Regions from separate parts of the Homo sapiens genome. Here region 1 is linked to region 2. A link is a loop called in an ENCODE intact Hi-C map of the cell type or tissue named here. Cell type or tissue: endothelial cell of umbilical vein. All regions are shown on one strand. Links, peaks and the distances in the headings refer to the core of each region. The heading gives the core; the rest is flanking DNA.

Evidence for each region. Peaks named below come from ENCODE experiments on the same cell type or tissue, not always from the same donor. Only the 100,000 strongest peaks of a DNase experiment are listed, where the experiment ranks them.
Region 1: a loop joins it to region 2, with 7 times the contacts of the local background. A loop is called at or near these places in 1 of 110 quality-filtered maps.

The regions. Positions count from the first base shown.
Region 1 is chr6:4,845,192-4,852,586 of GRCh38, forward strand. All of the region lies in intron 1 of CDYL (chromodomain Y like), which reads left to right. Among named protein-coding and RNA genes, the nearest start is that of CDYL, 72 kb to the left of the region's middle. In endothelial cell of umbilical vein, for the core only: a CTCF peak has its summit at 3,662 (motif pointing left); DNase peaks (open chromatin) are centred at 3,710 and 4,090.
Region 2 is chr6:4,683,994-4,691,388 of GRCh38, forward strand. No RefSeq gene overlaps it. Among named protein-coding and RNA genes, the nearest start is that of KU-MEL-3, 77 kb to the left of the region's middle. In endothelial cell of umbilical vein, for the core only: no CTCF peak of the experiment used is centred there; a DNase peak (open chromatin) is centred at 4,358; H3K27ac peaks cover 1,193 bases.

The DNA.
Region 1 (7,395 bases), core at 1,514-6,513, 160 kb after region 2:
TCAAAAGCTGACTTTTCAAAAGACAGTTGTTTGTTGAAAGTTTTGATCAAAATTTCCAGCTGATTTTGAACAAAAGGTAACCCAATCTTAGAGGTCTCACCAAAACAAAACAAAACAAAAGGTTCCAAGTCATTTTGCGATGCCTGGATTGGTTTTCAAAGTAGTTTTTTGAAGGCTAAATGAGTTGAGTGCCAAAGAGAATGGGTACTGCCATGATGAAGTATTCTTAACTTTAGTTTAATTTGTTCTTCGTTATTGTGTATATGAAAACCTGTATTTGTATTAAAATCAGAATAACAAATAGTGTTCCTCATTGAGCTTTTACGATATTATTAACAGTAGTGTTTAACCTTTTAAGGCAGGATTCAGCAAACCTTTTCTGTAAGGGGTCAGACAATAAATATTTTACGCTTTCTTGGCCACAGCTATCTATTGCAACTCAACTTCTGCCTTGGTAGCCTTAAAGTAGCTATAGACAGTATGCAAACAAATGAGTGTGGCTATATACCAATACAACTTTATTTATGGAGACTGAAATATGAATTTTGTATACTTTTCATATATCACAAAGCATCAACTTTTGATCTTTTTCCAACCGCTGAAAACGTAAAAACCATTCTTACTTTGCAGGCCATGCCGAAACAGGTGGCAGGGTGGATTTGGCCCGCAGACCAATTTGTTGACCCTTGTTCCACGAGTTGAATGAAAAAAATAGAACTACTAACGGAACTGATCTCCTATTTGAAAACTGGCACAATCTAATTGCCTGTAAAGTTCTTCCAAGCTAAAGGAGCCAATATTTAACTGCTATTATGTATGTGTTTAATGTTCAGGAGAACATTTAGGGGAAAAATTGGCTTAATTATGTTAGAACAGTCATTTGATCTAAATGAACAGTCATACTTTAGAAAGAAATGTGAATACTACAATTTTATAAATGCAAATTCTGCGATTGCACCTAAGAATTAGTTGTCTTTGGGTACTGCCTTCTTAAAAAAAAAAAAAAAAGGTGGATATGGCTATTTTTTCAGATGTTGTCTGGTTTTCATGTGCCCACTGATAGCACCCCAACCCCACAGGGTGCACGGCAAATGTGGAGACATGTGCAAATTACTATTTACTATTAACTTTCTTGAGAAACGGAAATGTAGTACTTATTAAATCTGCATTTTTATTTTTTAGTTCATTGCTCCTAGAATGGCTTGTAAAATACAAACAATCAAAACAATAAAATAGTTGTGGATTTACACTATACATGACAAAATCATTATAATACAAGCTGTCAGACTAATATTCTATGTAATTGCTTCCCATGTGATGCCAGCATGCTTTCTTCCGTCAGAGTGCTGGAGAGGGAGCTGTTAGTTATCTTGGACCTGGAAAGGGCCCAGAAAATAGGTGATTTATTCCTGGTTGACTTTCAGAGTTAACAACACATTGAAGTGTGAACTCTGTTCGCTGTATGTGTGTCTTGCATGCTACTAGATGAGATGGTGACAGAAGCAAGACATAGAAAAAATAGGTTATTTATTAAACTCAAACTGGCTTATTTTAATGCAATAGTGAATCATAATATTTAATTAAAAATGAAAAATACAAAGACAAAACCAGATTGGACATTGAGACAGCAGTTGTAAGCCAAGACTGTTTTAGGCAAACCAAGACATATGGTTGTCCTATTTAAATCCATAAAATTAAACTTTTCTGTAATTTGGATAGTTCTACTCTTTCCTTTTCCCATTTTGGTCAGCAAAGTAGCCCCCTATTAGGTTTCTGCAGTAGTCTCAGATCCACTTAGATCTGTGATCCCCCCATTCTTATTCTGCACACTACGTTTACACAGCCCTGCTGTGTGAACTAATGAGACCCAGTTACAGTCATGTCTATCTGCTGCTTAAAACCCAGCATGGACCACCCAGGAATGCCACCAGTGGCCCTCTAACTATTGCGTGCACCAAAATCATCAGTGTGTGAGGGTAGTTGCAAATTTCTGGTTCCCTCCTAGAGATTGGTATTCAGTAAGTCTTGGGAAAGCCCTGGTGCATCAAAGTTGAGTCTCTGTGCATCTCATTACTTTGTCACTTGCCGCCCCCATCCGTCCCTGTCTCATGGTCCACCCAGCTGTTGTAGGTCCCCAGTGTCCTGTTTAGTGGACCTGTCTGTCTTTTTCCCCACATTCTTTCAGCAGCTAAGGAGCTGCTGTTGTACATCTTTCTGTTGAAATTAAATTTATTGCTCTTTGATTCCATTTTTCTCTAGCTGAGCATCTTGTGTGATAGCAGGGTCTAGGTCTCAGATCATCTGTATTCTTAACCTGATGCCTGAAACTTGTAGTTACTGTTGAGTGATGGTATAAGATTCAAGTTAACAGTCTTTCCATTGTTTCTCTTGTCATGAACTGAAGGTTCAGTGAATTAAAGTAGGATTTGTGTAGTCACTTCATTGTATGTATCAAGTTCTGCCTTTAAAACTTCAGTTTTCTCCAGGATCAATCAGTGTGGTAATTTCAAATTTCATACTTTAAAAATTGAGCTTTAGAACGGGCAAAAATGCCTCCTAAACATTTACAACTTCTGCTGTCTTTTGAATTAAAATAAAAACTGTGTCTCCCTACAGCCAAGGTAGGGCTCAACAAACGAAAGCTGAAAGGTGCTGGAAGCCTCCTGCACTTTGGGAATATACAGTCAGGAACAATTGTCAGGAGTTCTGTAGTTGATTCTGTAGGTTGGGATTGCCATAAGGTTGGTTAGAAAAAAGATGTGCGAAAGCTTTCCTGAGGGTTTTTGCCCTTGCTTTCACATGTCCCATAATTGAAATTAAGAACTGCTGGCAACTGGTTAGTGACCAGTGTTGAAATGGGAAAATATTACTGGCTTATGCTTTTGCTTATAGATATTGAAATTTAATAAAATTTAACCATAGTTACATATGATTCTATGAAATTAGGTAGGCTCTTCAAGAAAAATGTGAGCAATGTAAGGCAGGGTATTTTTGGGAGGGGGGTGCTTTATTGTATAGGCAAGCTCTCGAACAGTGTCTGATAATTAGTAGTGTCTGACAATATTTGCTGAATGAGTGAACTCATGGTAACATAACTCCAGTATGGCAGATTGATTCTTGGTGCTTTTTTTCCAGTGGCAAACTTTTATAGAAATTGGAGAGTTTCGTAAAGACTTTTAAAAAGTTGTCAGAATTACCTATTATGTCCTTTCCTAGATAATCAATTTGGAAACAATTGCTGGTACCTTAAGCCCGATGTATGCCTCCTATTATAGTGTTGAAAATGTTCTTTTGACAAATGCATCAATGACCAGGCACATGAGAACAGTGCACAGCTGTAGAAAAACAACAATGAAGGTCTTCGACACAGGAGAGAGTCTGCACTGCATCACAGCTGATCCGAAAGTTAAATTCAATGAAAAGGCAAATATTTTGGTCAGGAGAGGAATTCTTCCTAGGGAGTATTAGCACAGTGTATTTTTAGTTGTGTGGCTATTTATAGCTGCCCAATGGCTTGCGTCTGAGTCTTTATTTGGTTTTTAGGACATGCTAAGGATTGAGGGTCGTGGGCCTTAATTGTATAGAAGACGCAGTTGCGTTTGGTTGCCTGGAGGCTTCTCTGTGAAGCCTGGTGGGACACCTGCTGGCCAGTTTGGCCCTTCTTAGTGAAGGTGATAGAGACAAGGGCAGAAGGTCATTGTATTTATAGGATATTTGAAGCTTATCTTGTTTACTTTGTTAATAATACTTGAGTCATTTTTCTAAACATTCTTTGCATAACAGCAAAGATTAAAAAGATAAGTAATGTAATATATTAGGCCCTAGTTGTCATTCACCTGTTCTTGTAGAGCTGATACTTTTTTCTTGATCAAATTTTAGGTTTAATCATATTTAGCTTAGAAGAGTGGTCTGTCTTAAGAGTATTCTGATTATTTAGGAACATCTAGATGAAACTTCTTTGCCTTAGTCCATCGTTTCTCCTTTAAATTCCTAAAGGCAGGAATGAGTGTTTCTTAAAACCAACATGTATAAAGCAACATTTTAGGCAAACTGGGATGAGGAAAAACATCTTGAAGGGGGCTTCATAATGGTGTTGGAGCCTGTTAAAAATGTGGAATGGAAAGCCGATCATGAAAACAGATAGTACTGACTTTTGGCAAAATGAGTCTTTATGAAAACATACCTTAATGATTATCTGACAAATGCAAGTGCTTTTTGAGGTTAACAGAATTATAAACAGGAGACTGCAGACACTAAGGTCACTACTGAGCAGCACGATAATTCGTGTGGTGTGTTCTTTTTAAAGATTAACAATCTTAAGTCTTTTGTATGTTATGTTGCTAAGTTATTTGGGGGAAAGTGTTAAAATAAGTGCTCTTACTTTCTTTCTCCACTGCTTTTGCACAAAAACTTTACTGTTCAAAGAATATTGTCCATTCAGTTTACTTTTTATTTTTAAGATGAAGTATCCCCCAAACTGGTCATGCCAGGAAAAAAAAAAAAAAAGTCTCTTCCTTCCAAATTTAAGCATGTCAGAAAATTCTTACTTCTTTTGCACCTGTTAAGTGCCAGGCACTTAAAAGTTCAAGGGACATAGCAGGAAACAGTACTAATGAACTGCCTTCATGAAGCTCACATGTAGACCACAAACACAGAAAGAAAACACAGTGTGTTTGATGGTGAGATGGTGTGACGTGCTCAGGAGAAAACAGGAGGCAGGGAAGGGGATAGAATTGGGGGGAAAGGGTGGGGAGGGAGGGGGGCAGTTCCAGCCCTACCACTAACTAGAGTGGACTAGCTGGGTGACTTCATTTAACTCTGGAACCTGTTTTCTCATGACTGGATTGGCAAAAATATAATACATGTTCAACATACTTCATAGAGTTTTGTGGGTAAGAGGAATATTATTAGTAGTAACAAGGGCCTTATAATTGCACATAGGATAACTGTATTTGCTTACTGAATCTTCATAGTAATGCTTCACGCTAATTGCCAGTATCACAATTCATTCTCTGATTAATTCAGCAAATACTTGTTGAGTGTCTGCTAGGCACGAGGGATATAGCTAGATTTTAGATACACAAAACTCTGTTCTCATTCTGGTTGAGCTATGACTGAAGAGATGTAGTGTCTTATACCTTTCACCGTTGCTGTGTATTTTATCTTTAAATGTTCAGTTTGGTGACTTTTGTCAATTAACTAGAAAAGTCGATGTTTTAGCGAAAAAGTTTATAATTTTAATAGAGCTTGTGGTAGGGAACTCACAGTGGTTTTATTTTCCTATTACTTACTCTTGGGGCTATTTAAACTAGTAATTTTGTTTATTCTATAAGTTTCTTAATTTTAAAAGTATTCATAGAGTTCTTTTCCTTGTAAGAATGCTACTGTATAGCCCTAAAATTTATAATGGTTCAGGAGAACTTTGGATATAATACATTTTGTGATAACAGTGTGGATCAAGAAGTAGAAATGAAATATGCCATTTGATAATTGAAAGCATATAGTTAGATCGTGAAAGCCACGCACTAGAATTTGTCTAAGTTGATGAAATGCTGACTGATGAATAAGGTGAATCTTTCTTCATTTGGGCCAGTAGAATGGAGAGATCCATATAATTTGGATATTTAACAAAAATTTTCAAGTGTTAAAAAATTATTTGAAAAAATGTATAATTTGCATTAGCCAGTACAGAATTCTTAACTAACAAGCAGAAAATCCAGGAGTACTGCTCATTTTTTAAAAGTTTTTGATTACCAGGGGAAATATAATGGCACCGAGGCACATGGCAATGACTAATTAAAACTGAGCACTAGGGTCTGTGGCTCTCGACTGACTAGTATTTGTGATTTAATCATACTGCCCTAAAGATTTGGGCGCTCACTTGGGTGGGCATAGTTATTACAGATTGGCCTACACGTTCCCTTTCAGAGCCAGAGGACATGGACGTCTTATTTAGTAGAAAGTAGTAATCTGGGTCTTCCAACTTTGAGCTCTGTGCTAGTTCTGTAACCTGGGCCAAAGTTACCTTTGGTTTTCCCATCTGTAAAATGGACGTAACAGCAGGGTGGTGAGAATCAAATGAGTTAATTGATGGTAAAGACTTAACCTAGTGCCTGGCATGTAGATATACTAGGTACTTTATTATTATTATCTATCATACAAAGCTGAAGGATTGTCAGAAAAGAATCATGAGTGCTTCACCATGTTGGAGAGCTTCTGGGCTGGCAAATGTTTAACTTTCCCTATAGGTGGTTAGGGGTGAGCTTTTGAGGTCTTCATTGTGGCAGGCGACATCTGGGACAGCTCCTCTCTTGTGGGTGTAGGAAGCTGGAGTCTGGGGGCTCTCTCTGTTTAAAGATCTTTCATGAGTAGAAACAGACGATTTGCTCGGCCGTTTGTGAGGGGATTTTCAGGTGGGCACGAGGACCTGGCTGGAAAGGAACCACCGTTTAATTCTTCACTGCATTCGCAGACGCATTGCATCCACCAGCACCTTGGTAAAAAGTCTTAACGCAACAATCCCTGATCGTGGCTGTGCACGTAGTCATTCAGGCTTTGTCAGCCTCATGTTAGAAGATGCACATGGCTGTCATTCTTCATGTTTAAACCTGAGAAACTGAACAGTCAAATTTGGGGAATGGTCCAGGACTGAGGAGTGCTGAATCTACCAGCCCCCAGTTGAGGTTCAAATAAGTGGGGGTGATAATGATACTAACCAAAAACAGTGTGGCATTTTACACCCTTTTCTATGTCAGTCCCCTACTTTTATTTATTTCTATAGTGACTTTTTGAAGTAACCAGGCCAGTTGCTTCTTGGTGGTGTGTGTAATTTATTTCTCTTTCCCTTGCTCTTCTGTAAAGCGATGGCTTCCCCTTTGCTCTTAGCAGATAACCTGTTGGGTGACATCTAGGCACCAGGCAGAAATCCCATTTCCCGTTAATGTTTCAACATGTGGATTTAGCATCTACTGATGATCCTTGCTGAATCTTCAGTGGGTGTTACAATTGGAAGATTTTCTAGTCCTGTCGTTCCTTCTGTGGTTACCAGGTGGAACTATTTTGCAAGGAAGAGCTGTCACCAACTGGGGCAAATGATGATTCCTCCTAAAAAGGCAGGGCCAGTCTTCCTTCCTTCCTTCCTTCCCTCCTTCCTTCCTTCCAATCTTCCTTCCTTCCTTCCTCCTTCCTTCCTATCTTCCTTCCTTCCTCCTTCCTTCCTTCCAATCTTCCTTCCTTCCTCCTTCCTTCCTTCCTTCCAATCTTCCTTCCTTCCTTCCAATCTTCCTTCCTTCCTTCCTTCCAATCTTCCTTCCTTCCTTCCAATCTTCCTTCCTTCCTTCCAATCTTCCTTCCTTCCTTCCTTCCTTCCAATCTTCCTTCCTTCCTTCCAATCTT
Region 2 (7,395 bases), core at 1,566-6,565:
TGGGATGAGATGAAATAGAATGGAATGGAATGGAATGAAATGAAAGCTCCAAAAAAATGCTTCCAAAAGGAAGGAGTGGTCAGTCATGCCAAATGTCACTGCAAGACTCAATAAAGAGGCTAGCAGATGGACCATGGGACTTGGCAGGGTGGAGGTCTTCATTGTGAAGACAGTTTCAGCTGAAAGCCTGACTGAAGAAGACTCAGGAGAGAAGGAAATGTGGAAAAGCAAACAGACAGCAAGACACCCTCTCTCTGGGAGGGAGAGCAGAGAAATCAAGTGGTATCTAGATAGGCACAGAGATCAAAGAAGAGCCAACGGCATGTCAGCATGCCCTCCGGAGGAATGGAGCAGAGAGGAAGAAACTGATGATGCTGGACAAAAGGCAATTTTTGTAAAAGCTATCATTGCGTTAATAATTTGTGTATAGGTGCGTGTATTTATAATTTTTTCTTTCACTTAGGGATTCTTCAGCTTAGAGAGTCTTTATTTCTGTTGTACTAATATACAGTTACACTTTTTAATAGAAAGAATATCTAATCCTCCATTTGTGAGAAAGTGCCCCAAAGGATGGGCTTAAATGGGTATATGAGATCCTCAGCTGTGCAAATTCTCACAGTCTTAAAATTATTCATTTCTAGTGTTCTCTGTGTATACCAGGTAACACATGGTCACTCCTGCTTATAACCTCAGCTTCTGGCAAGCTGAATTCCTCACAATTCCCCAAAGGCCACATGGTTTCAGGCAGCTGTACCTTGCACCCTCACACAGGCACCTCACAGCAGCAGGGGTGCCTGACTGCTCTGGCTCTCTGATGCGTCTTACCTAAGGAACACCCTCTGGTCACTCTTGGAATCCTCCCTAACCTCTGTAGATTGCTTCTTGCTGTTTTCTTTTCCTAAAGGTACTGTGGAACCCCAGAGAGCGTTATGAACCAAGGATTACAACTAAACCAATTCTGTGAAACTGAGGTCTGTTAAAAACAAAACAATCATGCTAAAAAAAAAAAGTGTATGCTTGCCAAAAATATAAGCAATACAGAAAGGAATAAAGCAGAGATCAAAATTCAACTGAGACCACACCCCCAGAAACAACCATCATTAACATTTTGCACAATGTCCTCCAGAACGCTCTATAATCCTGCATGAAAGAGACCCATCCTAGGACAGAAGAATCACTCCTAGACTAACGTGTCATTGGCTTCCTACAGTGACTACTGCAGGGGGCTTGCCTTGTTTTTTGTATCCCCAGTGTTTAGCACAAACACAGACACTGCAGAGGACCCAAACATGTTGGTCAAATTAACAAATAAGAGCATATGTGGCTGCAGAGCTTAGCAACAGCAAGAATAATGCAGTTCCCTAACATCACTTACAGAGCAAGAAGCAGAGACCCAGAAAGAAAGATGCACTCACCTAGCATTAAGGGAGAGGGTGAAGCACTGGAAGGCTTATGGTCTTTGCTCCAAAACAGATCCAAATAAAGTTGCATTTCAAATCAATGTAGAAAATATATTTTTAATAAATGCCTATGATTCTAGCACTTTGGGAGGCCAAGGTGGGAGGATCATTTTAGCCCATCAACCCGTCACCTACATTAGGTATTTCTCCTAATGCTATCCCTCCCCTAGCCCCCCACCCCCCAACAGGCCCCGGTGTGTGATGTTCCCCTCCCTGTAATGTGATTTTTAACAAAGAGAATGGGTGGACAGAAAAATACTTTCCTTTCTTTTGAGACAGAATCTCACTCTGTTGCCAGGCTAGAGTGCAGTGGCACGGTCTCAGCTCACTGCAACCTCTGCCTCCCAGGTTCAGGCAATTCTCCTGAGTCAGCCTCCCAGGCAGCTGGGATTACAGGTGTGCACCACCACGCCCGGCTAATTTTTGTATTTTTAATAGAGACGGGGTTTCACCATGTTGGCCAGGCTGGTCTTGAACTCCTTACCTCAAGTGATCCACCAGCCTTGGCCTCCCAAAGTGCTGAGATTACAGGTGTGAGCCACTATGCCCAGCCAAAAAAACATTTTGAAAGCTGGAAAATGAAGGCGAAGTAACTAACTTAAGCAAACCTGAACCAACCATAGGTAAAGCTGAGACACAACCTGAATCACATCCTGAACTTCAAAGGCTCAGGAGGCAGCAACACCCAGCTCCTTTGGAAGCAGAGAAAAAGATGGGGCAGAAAACAGAAGGTTTGACTGAAAAGTCTGTTTGAGAAGCAGTTAACTCCACCAGCTTTCTTTCCCAGCTCCACAAAGGGCAGGAGCCTGGAGGGTTTTTTCCCTCTGGAGAGGTAAAATCAAGCCTCTCTGGGCTGGGGAACACCAGGCAGAGATAAGGGCAGGAGTACTGTATGGAAGAAAGGGACGAAGTCAAAGCTGCATGCTGAGCATCTGATTCCCAGCCTTCCTTCCCATCGTGACGCTCAGAAGGCAGACAGCCAAGCTTAAATCCTCCAGGCAGAAGATTCAAAAACTCTTCTCTTGGGAATCCAACAAGTTCATGAGAAAGTCATCATCAGAGGGTTTCTTAACAAAACTGTCAAGCTGGGCCAGACATAGTGGCTCACACCTGTAATCTCCATGTACTGAGAGGTCAAGGCAAGAGGATCACTTGAGGCCAGAAGTTCACAACCAGCCAGGGCAACATAGTGAGACCCCATCCCTACAAAAAATGTTTAAATCAGCCAGGTGTAGTAGTGCACACCTGTAGTCCTAGCTACTTGGGATGCTAAAGTGGGAGGATCATTTGAGTCCAGGAGTTCGAGGTAGCCATGAGCCATGATCATGCCACTGCACTTCAGCCTGGGCAACATATCAAGACCATGTTTCTTAAAAAAACAAACAAACAGGCTGGGCGCCATGGCTCACGCCTGTAATCCCAGCACTTTGGGAGGCCAAGGGGCCGGGCGGGGGAGGCGTGGATCATGAGGTCAGGAGTTCGAGACCAGCCTGGCCAAGATGGTGAAACCCCATCTCTACAAAAAATACAAAAATTAGCTGGGCATGGTGGCGGGCACCTGTAATCCCAGCTACTCGGGAGACTGAGGCAGGAGAATCATTTGAACCTGGGAGATGGAGGTTGCAGTGGGCCGAGATCATGCCATTGCACTCCAGCCTGAGTGACAGTGTGAGACTATGTCTCAAAAAACAAAAAAATGAAAAAAAAAAAGAACAGCCGAGCTGAATCATCTTACAATTAATTCCACTGTCAGTAAAGCCCTCCACTCACCTACTACCACCAGCACCATGCAGAGCAGACTATAAACAGATTTTTGGTGCACCACTCTTAAACTATAAACAGTATAGGCAAGAATCCCAAGATAACTTGAGAAGCATTTACCCTGTTTCATTGATCCTAAGATGCATGTGTCCGAATGAACATCTCTGAAATCCGCCTTACAAATCAATAGTATTGCAAAATCATGGTCAGTCAGGAGGCAGCCGTGATACGGCCATGCAAAATAATTTCGTGGACACTTTCTCGTAAGATTAAGAGCACCAGCATCGAAGGTTCTCAAAGTCGATAAAATACGGTAATCTGAAAGCCAGAGACCAAAGCAAAGTGGAAAAAGGAGGTAAAAACAGAGAAAATAGCCCCCAAACCCTTATTAATATCCTGAGAGAGATAACGGAATACAATATACTCATTTTTAAAAAATATGAAAGAACATTTAAATAATCCTTGGAATTTAAAATAAGGCAGCTTGCAATAGAAGACTAGGTTGGGAAAATTTCCCAGAGAGAAGGGTAAACAGAAAAAGAGATAGAAAATAGACAAGAAAAAAATAAGAAAATTAGAGAACTGTCCAGGAGTTTCAAAAAGAGAAAATAAAGAAACCATCAGCAAAATTATTCAAGAAAAATCTCTCAGAATTGAAAGACATAAGTTTCTAGATTAAAAGGAGCCCACCAAGTCCCAGAAGACAAAATAAACCCACAACAAAGTGCATCATTGTGACATATAGGAACACTAGGGACAGAGAAAGAGTCTACAAACTTCGAGAGAGAGAGAGAGAACAACGCAGGTCTTAAGTAACAAGGCAGAATATAACAGAGCAGAACTTCCAAATTCCAAATTCCAAATTTTAAAACCTAGAATTGAATACTCAGCCAAACTATCAATGAAATGAGATGACACGATAAAGGCCTTTTCAGACCTGCAGGGAAAGAAGTGAAGAAATCACCCAGATAATGGGTGGAGGCAGAACGCAAGATGGCAGATGAGTCACTGCTGTGTGAGCAACCCGTGCAGTTTGGAGCAGATCAGAAGATCCAGAAGAGATTTCTTCAAGAAAATGAAATTAAACATATTGAGAGGTATGCCCAATTGAAAGAGCTGGCATTGAATTAGTTACAAGTATACAGAAAAATAAGCAAATAGAACTGGAAGACAATTATTAACTCTATGGAAAATAAAAAAGTGCAAGAGGAAGGAAACGTAATGATTGTGTACCGCGTGACTCAGCAAGCATAGTCACAATAAACACTGAAAAATGAGCCAGCCAAAATTAGAACTTAACTGGATAAAGAGAATGGAGAAGACTTAAATTGTGTTCTGAGAGACAGGCGGGTAAAAGACGGTGAAATCTTTGTATTCCAGCAAATACTTACTACCCACATTTTTTCTTCAAGAAACATGCTAGCATTTTACATATTTACCAATTTACATATTTTACAAATACGGAAATGAACATGAAAACACTCAGGTGAAAGTTACAAGGAGGTGCTTCTGGAAAGTGGGACAGGGAACTGCTGCAATGTTTGACAATCAGCCATGTTGAGTGATCTTAATATTTGCACTCTATACATACGTGGCTTTAACAAAAGTAAAAGTTAAAGTAGAAAAAAAGGAAAGAAGAATGAATGAGCATGGGCTTTGAAATCATGCGTAGGTTTGACCACCAAGTATAGTTGGCCCTCTGTATCCATGGATTCCACGTCTGTGGATTCAACCAACCGATTTCGATAATCTGATTTCAGATTATTTCCGATTGAAAATAGCTGGAAAAACGTGTCTGTACTGAACATCCCACTTTGAGAGGCTGAGGTGGGTGGATCACTTGAGGTCATGAGTTTGAGACCAGTCTGGTCAACATGGGGAAACCCCCATTTCTAGTGAAAAAAAAAAAAAATTAGCCGGACGTGGTAGAACACACCTGTAGTCCCAGCTACTCGAGAGGCTGAGGCAGGAGAATCTCTTGAACCTAGGAGGCAGAGGTTGCAGTGAGCCGAGATGGCACCGCCTGGGCAACAGTAAGTGAGACTCCACCTCAAAAAAAAAAAAAGAAAAAAAAAGTTATGCTCTCTGGTAGATAATCAGAAATAACATGAAAGTAAATAGAAATGTTTTAAACCATTTCTTCCTCATGTAAGATATTTTCTGATGGAGTCATAAGAAAAGGAGGAAATGTACAGAAAACAGGAGGGCTTTGGAAGAAATTAGGGGGGTTCTACAAAGTGTTTGGGGCTGGGAGCAACTATTCAAGGAATTTCCATTTCCAAGCTACCAACGGTGTATTGGTCCATTCTCACATTACTATAAAGAACTACCTGAGACCAGGCGCAGTGGCTCACGCCCATATTCCCAGCACTTTGGGAGGCCAAGGTGGGTGTATCAACTAAGGTCAGGAGTTCGAGACCAGCCTGGCCAACATGGTGAAACCCTGTGTCTACTAAAAATACAAAAATTAGCCAGGCATGGTGGTGCATGTCTGTAGTCCCACCTATTCAGGAGGCTGAGGCAGGAGAATTGCTTGAACCCAGAGGCGGAGGTTGCAGTGAGCAGAGATCGTGCCACTGCACTCCAACCTGGGCGACAGGGCGATACTCCGTCTCAAAAAAAAAAAAAAAAAAAAAAAAAAGAACTACCTGAGACTGGGTATTTTTTTAATTTATTTTTATTTTTTGAGACAGCGTCTTGCTCTATTGCCCAGGCTGGAGTGCAGTGGCACAATCTCAGCTCACTGCAACCTCTGCCTCCTAGGCTCAAGGCATTATTCTCCCACCTCAGTCTCTCACGTAGCTGGGACTACAGGCACCTGCCACCACACCGGGCTAATTTTTGTATTTTTAGTACAGAGGAGGTTTCACCATGTTGGCCAGGCTGGTCTAGAACTCCTGAGCTCAAGCAATCCACCTGCCTCAGCCTCCCAAAGTGTTGGGATTACAGGCATGAGCCACCATGCCTGGCCAAGACTGAGTAATTTATAAAGAAAAGAGATTTAATTGGCTCACCATTCCACAGGCTCTACAGGAAGCCTGGCTGGGGAGGCCTCAGGCAACAATCATGGTGGGAGGTGAAGGGGAAGCTGGCACGTCTTACTTGGCAGGAGCAGGAGGACCACCAAGAGAAAGGGGAGGTGCTACATACTTTTAAACAACCAGATCTCGTGAGAACTCACTCACCATCACGAGAACAGCAAGGGGAAAGTCGGCGCCCGTGATCCAATCACCTCCCATCAAGCCCCTCCACCAACAATGGGGATTACAATTCCACATGAGATTTGGGCACAGACACAGACCCAAACCATATCCAATGGAAAGTGACAAATACACCACTGCAGTAACTTACTGTGCAGTTACTATGTCGAAAACCTGGGTGAACGCCTCCCACCATCTGAGGTTCTCTTCAGCCCTCCCCCGAGGCTATCAAGTCACCAGCAACCTTCACCTGCCAAGCAGGGTGCCCACCGCTCTGTCCTAGCCTTCTGTGACCTTTCAGCAGCACTGACGTACTGAACGACTCTCTCCATGAACACTTTCTGTCCTGCCTTTCTGACACCATGCTCTGCTGGTGATGCTCCCTTACCATTTCCCCAGGATACCCAGCCACCCTACCCTTCTCTGAGCTTAGCTAGTTGCAGCAGAGTCCTCATGATCCTCCCTCCGCTATTTTTGCCTGTCTCGGGTCATTCTCCACTCAGCAGCTAGAGTGGATCATTAGAAACGTAGGTCAGATCAGACCATCCCTCCCCTTTTTTCACTCTTTTTTATTTGTATAAATGTATAGGGTACAGGTGTAATTTTGCCATATGCATAGATGGTGTAGTGGTGAAGCCAGGGTTTTTAGGGTATCCATCACCCGAATAATGTACCTTGTACACATTAAATAATCTCTCATCATTCACCTCCCTCCCACCCCCTCGCCCTTCCAAGTGTCCATGGTCATCATTCCACACTCTATGTCCACATCTACCCATTATTTAGCTCTCACTTGTAAGTGAATACATGTGGTATTTGTCTGTGTCTGACTTGTTTCACTTAAGAAAATGGCCTCCAGTTTCATCTGCGTTGCAGCGAAACACATGATTTCATTCTTTTTTATGGCTGAATAGTATTCCATTGCATCACATCCCTCTTAATATGCTCCTATGGCTTCCTACTGCACTTAAATC